Regions from separate parts of the Homo sapiens genome. Here region 1 is linked to region 2. Evidence: chromatin loops called from intact Hi-C (ENCODE). Cell type or tissue: prostate gland. All regions are shown on one strand. Each heading gives the region's core, and the rest is flanking DNA. Links, peaks and the distances in the headings are about the cores only. Region 1 overlaps C3orf70 (chromosome 3 open reading frame 70). Region 2 holds the start of C3orf70 (chromosome 3 open reading frame 70).

Region 1 (2,910 bases), core at 122-2,621, 71 kb before region 2:
TAATCCCAGCACTTGGGGAGGCCGAGGTGGGTGGATCACAAGGTCAGATCGAGACCATCCTGGCTAACATGGTGAAAGCCCGTCTCTACTAAAAATACAAAAAATTAGCCAGGTGTGGTGGCACGTGCCCATAGTCCCAGCTACTCAGGAGGCTGAGGCAGGAGAATCGCTTGACCCCAGGAGGCAGAGGTTGTAGAGAGCCAAGATCACGCCGCTGCACTCCAGCCTGGGCAGCAAGAGGGAAACTCCATCTCAAAAAAAAAAAAATTAATGTGACGTAGAGATGTACCATAATGGTGCCAGAGCACAAGGGAATCTCAGAGCACAATGGCCTGAGAGTGCGCTTCTGGATAGTTAGGATGGAAGTACTGTTCTGTCTCCAACTCTGATGTTCTCATTAGGCCATACTTAAAATTTCCAGGATTTGAAACTATGCCTCATGGATAGAAGGTTTGGAGAAATAGCAGTTAACTGACTCACAAGAATACCTGGTATAAATGGAGAGTAGAAGTAGAATTCTGAAGAGAGCTAAATAAGAAAGAATTAGTCACTATTTTGTGCATGTGAGGGGAGAGAACACATACAACAGACAGACTGTGTGGGAAAGTGAATGGCTATTACACTGGATATTTTCTCCTGACTTAGCAGCAAACTATTTCAACTGCTTTTGCAGCTGCATAAAAATCCATGCATCACACTGAATTCTAATCCATTCCTCACTTAAACCATACGAATGCTTCATACAACCAAATGAAGCAGAATTAATCAAACCTATTAGATTCAGTCCTAATCCCTAAAGGGCTTCTGTCTGTAGCATTTCCATGCTAACTAAAACTATTAATTTATTTTTTTTCCTTAAGATGTCAGATGTGGCTGCCACCTAAATGTGATACCTATATAACTTCCTAAGAGTTTTTCCCAGACTTGAAGAACAATTAAAAGCAGAAAAATGTTGGGGAACCCACCAAGAAGCCAGCTCAAATGCTGAAACACATTCCCCAGCTAGCCCCAGCCAAGTAAACCTCATCCTTCCCCTGGGTTCCCAGAGCTTTTTGGGTGCCATGAGTTGAATGTGTCATATATAGGACTGTGGGCCCCTTCATGGTGGGAATCAGGTCTTATTCATGCTGTGTCCCCACAGCCCCCTGCAGGGGACAGGTGCTCAGCTAAGGCTGGATTGAGCATGAGACAGATGAGGTCATCTCTTCTCATGTGAATGTTTAGCTCAGCCCCAGTCACGGAGCCTTGTACAGACACTGGCCACAAACCATGGGCTGAGCTGGCCTCCAGTGACCTCCCAGAAGTAAGCCGAGGCAGCTCTGATCCAGACCCAGTGCAGGTGTGGGGAGAAGGGGAAGGGAAGAAACGGCATCTACCAGTGCACACTCAGTAGGGAGTGCTACTTGCGTAGGACAAGCAGGACAGGACGGGAGTGCCTGTGAACATGCCAAAGGGAATGGCAAGAGTCTCTGTGAAGGACTGGCTACCGAGAAAACACCGGCTCCTTCCCTTTCGGTACCTCCTCAATCTGATCCAAGATTCTCTGCGACCATCACTTCACCGCCTTCAAATCTCCCAGTGAAATTAAGGCGGGGTCACAATTCATGACACCAGATGCTACATAGAAAGTAAGTCAGGATACAAAAGAAAACTGTTTATAATAAAAAGAATGTCTTAGTTGTAAGACGGAGAGAAGCTAATCAGCATACCACTGAACTGCTACGGTTGTTGGTTGGAGCGGGGCGGGGTGGGTAGAAAATATCAACAGCATTGGAAAAAAGGATCCACCAGACAAAGGTACAAAAGCTCGGCGTGGGTCCGAGGCTGTGGCTTCCTGTCTGGACTCTCACACAGTCGTTTCTATCGTTTCAATCACTTCCAGGTCAGACTGCGAGGGGGAGAGAAGGGTGCACTCATCCGGTTCCCAGCTGCTCTCTGGACTGTAATCTTCCTCTGAACTCAGTTCTGCTCCTTCTTCTGTGTCCTCGTCACACGATTCCACATAGTGAGCCCCAATCGCATTGATCCCAGAGTCCTCAGAACTTGAGGGAGAAGAGCAGTGATCTATTTTTGGTGTATTGCTCTCTTTTGAAATTAAGGCATCGTGTGCAGAGACCTCCTCAGGGCTCATTCTGTGGGAATGTGGTGCCGGCTGCTTCTGCACATAACACATCTTCCCATTAATACATTTAACCTGATAGTTGTCAATAAAAAGGTCTGAAATCATACAGTACCTCGGTGAGTCAGGGGGAAGGGGAGGCTGGAAGACAGATGCAAATTTCAAAAAGTGTTCGGTGAGCGAGACTGAGATCTGAATGGTGTTTGTGGGTTCCCGAGGCCTGGCAGGAATCTCAGTGCTTGGAAGCTGTTCCACAGGGGTCATAGGCTGATACATGTATTTGCCTGTGAAGACACAAAAAGACACTTGAAATCTATATTACACAAACTATATTAACATGGCCATAATGGTTTCTGAGGACTCAATGTCTTTAAAAATATTTCAGTAACACCTCAAAAGAAACTAGTAATAAAATCATTCAACATTGGTATAGTCAATGAAAAAGTCAGCATGGTATATAATAATTTTCATCTAAAAGACTCAATCGACTTTCTAAATCTCAATTTATATTTGTGTCTTTCTGATATCTCTGAAGTAGGTGGATAGACACTATAATCCTTATTTTACAGACAACTTTAAGTAATTTACTCATTATACTAGAACAAAAAAGGTCCACAATATAGCATGGTAAAAAATACAAGTTGTACAGCCGGGCGCAGTGGTTCACGCCTGTAATGTGCAGATCACTTTAGGTCAGGAGTTCCAGACTAGCCTGGCCAACGTGGCAAAACCCTGTCTCTACTAAAAACACAAAACGTAGCTGGGCATGGTGGCACACGCCTGTAATCCCA
Region 2 (2,910 bases), core at 241-2,740:
TTTGTTATGTACTGCATTCCTGGTTGTCAGCTATTTTTTTCTCAACAAAGAAAAATTCATTTTAACTTAAGATCACTTGGAAAATGTCCTAAATAAGCACTCCAAAACCCTCTATTACAAATATATGTGGAAACTAACTTTAGAATATATTTCTTAAAATGAATGATTCATCGGATATAGTCCAAATACTATTAGCTAATCAAATTGTGAAATTCTAATTAAATGGCTACTTAAGTTTAATCTATTTAAAAATCACAGGCAGGAGGCTAAACACAGAGAAAGGGTTTAGACCATTTGGTTCTAGCTTTTATAAATTGGTTTAAGACTATTAAGCTTACTTTCACTCATTTTATTTTGTAATTTTATAAGTCTCATTTATTTGGCTCTAAATTCTACATCTGGGTATTTAAGGAGCTCGACCTTCCAAACTGTTAATATTAACTTCTTGGAAGCAATCCCTCCCACATTAGCGCTTTTTCTCAATTTGGGTACAATCAAGGGGGAAACAATTGGATATCCAAGGGCTCCTTCTTTTAAATAGCAGCCCAGGAAGACAAAAGTGAGAAAGAAAAAGAGGAGCATCTTTAACCAGCAACCTTGAAAAAAGGCATCCCCAACAGCTGTCGCCAACTCAGCTGGCTCGCTCCCATTTCTCAAAACACCGCCTGGACGCCTTGGTCAAAAAAAGAAAAAGAAAAGAAAAAAAACCAGATTCCCGCTTCCCTGGGACAGGGAGCTCCCTTTTGTAGAAGTAGCTAAAGAAAGCGAGGCGCCCCACGGGATTTCATCTCGTCGTCAAGGCAGCGCCAACCCCAGCCGTCCGGCGCAAGGAAAGCTCCGGCGGGCCCGGAGCCCACGGCGGCCCCAGCCTCCGGCAGAGCAGCCCCGGCAGAGCCCGGAGCCCCGCGGCCGCAGAGTTCCGGCAGCGACCCCGGACGGCCCGGCGGGCGTCCCCCGGACCGCGGCGGAAGGCGGGAAGACGCGGCTCGACTTACAGTGACACCATCCTAGGTGACAGCACCAGTGCAGCTTGAAGCACTTGCCATGGCTGTGCGTGGCACAGATAGACAGCCCGTCGCACGGCTGGAAGTCGGGTCTGCGGGCGGCGCAACTCCGCGCCAGGGCCTGAGCCTCATCTAGTTTCTCGCTCTTCCAACCCCGCTCCGACGCCGGCGAGGCCGCCGCACTCATTTCCTCTCCCTCCGCGCGGAGCCGACACCGGGAGCCCGGGAGAAGCGACGTCTGGGTGGGCAGGAAGCCGAGCCGGCTGCGGACGCGGGAGGGCGCGGCACGGGCCGGGAGTCACGCCAGCACGCGGCGGCGGCGGGAGCGCGGCGGTCCCAGGCTCGAGGAGGAGCCGCCCCGGGCGCTGCGACCGGGTCCGGGCTGGCAGCCTCCCTCCCTCCGGCGCGGCGCGCGCCGCGCCCCACGCGCACACGCACGCGCACAGGCGCGCGCCGGTCGGCCCCGCGCGACGTTCCTCAGCGAGCCCGGCCTTCTCACACACACGCCGCTGGGGAGCTTGGCCGTCGGCGTCCCCGCCGGTCACAGCGAGGTCCTCCTCACATACTCACTCCTTCCTCGGAGAAAGACCCCGACGGAGGGCCGTGGTGAACACACACTCCTCGGCCGCTTTGTACTCACATGCACGCCAGCCTACATATGCACTTCCCCCCGAGTGACACTGGCCACCGAGAACTGACACACGCGTCCACACGCTCCACGGAGGGCTGCGCACACCTGGCCCACGCCCACCCGAACCTCCTAGTGGCCCGGGCCGGGTGCATCGCGTAGCGAGGATCTCACACACACAGCCTGTCCCCACAGGCGTCTCACATCTCCCTCGTACACACCTCCCCGTGTCTGGGCATGGAGCCCCTGGGAGGCGCGCACACGCTCGTGCACACGCGCGCACTCCCCCCACCCAGGGCGGGCCTCCTGCCCCAGCGCGGCCACAGGGCGCGTCAGGGGCCAGCACCGCCAACCCCTGCCCGCCTCGCCCCAAACCCCAGGCCAGTGCGCCCGGGCCTTCCCGCGCCCGCCCCAACCTTCGCCGGGACCGCAGCCCCTCCCCCTTCTCCTCCCACCCCCGCCTCCGTTGAGCGGGAAAGCAACAAAGCTGGGTGCATTGATGTGTGTGTGTGTCTGCGTATGTGTAGTTTGGTGTGCATGGGATGTGTGTGTTGCGTGCGTGTGTATGATTATTTGGAGTATGTATGGTGGGTATGCGTGTGTGGTTGTGTGTGGTTAGGTGTGTTCATGGTACATGGTGGGTGGTATGCGTGATGCAAGTGACTGGTGAGGTGTGTGTATACGTGTGTATGTGAAATGAATGTTATAACTGAGGTGGAGTGTGGGTGGTGTGTGTGTGGTTGAGTGTGTGTGGCGTGCAGAATATGTATATGTGTGTAGTTGGACGTGCATGTGCTTGTGCACGTGTTGTGGGGGTGGGTATGCTTAGTAATACAGAGTGGTGTGTGTATGGTATATGTGTGGCAGTGCAGTGCGTGTATCTGGCATGTCGAGTGTGCACATGGCATATACGGATCAAATCGGGTGTGTGTGGTACATAGGAGTGGGTGGGCACACAAACAGGACTCATGTATGCGGAGGACTCTGCCTTTCTGTGTTAGCGCCTGCTCTGGCCAGCAGGTGTGACTGACCCTGTGGTGGCTGCGGCTTCCCCACACAGTTGGCTCGCACTCTTCCCTCCTGGGGACAAGTTGCTCCAAATAGATTTTCCATGCCAGGCTCTGCTGCTGAGAACCGACCCCAGGCTGGATTCACTGAAGAGGAAACAAACCATTTGCTCCCATGGTGCACTGCTGGGAATTAGTGTTTCCCTGCAACAAGGCCAGAACCCAGCCTTGAACACAGAAGAGGAGGGGACACCCCCTCCTTATTTGCCAA

The links. A loop is a pair of places that touch in the nucleus more often than their neighbours do. Peaks named below come from ENCODE experiments on the same cell type or tissue, not always from the same donor. Only the 100,000 strongest peaks of a DNase experiment are listed, where the experiment ranks them.
Region 1: a loop joins it to region 2, with 2.2 times the contacts of the local background. A loop is called at or near these places in 5 of 110 quality-filtered maps.

Annotation. Positions count from the first base shown.
Region 1 is chr3:185,081,161-185,084,070 of GRCh38, forward strand. It overlaps C3orf70 (chromosome 3 open reading frame 70), which reads right to left. Exons shown (of 2, transcript NM_001025266.3): 2 at 1-2,403. The coding sequence ends at 1,847. Among named protein-coding and RNA genes, the nearest start is that of C3orf70, 70 kb to the right of the region's middle. RefSeq lists an enhancer at 1-8. In prostate gland, for the core only: no CTCF peak of the experiment used is centred there; no DNase peak of the experiment used is centred there.
Region 2 is chr3:185,151,633-185,154,542 of GRCh38, forward strand. It overlaps C3orf70 (chromosome 3 open reading frame 70), which reads right to left and starts at 1,428. Exons shown (of 2, transcript NM_001025266.3): 1 at 996-1,428. The coding sequence starts at 1,191. RefSeq lists a silencer at 834-1,053 and an enhancer at 1,474-1,613. In prostate gland, for the core only: no CTCF peak of the experiment used is centred there; a DNase peak (open chromatin) is centred at 1,389; H3K4me3 peaks cover 1,895 bases; H3K27ac peaks cover 1,785 bases.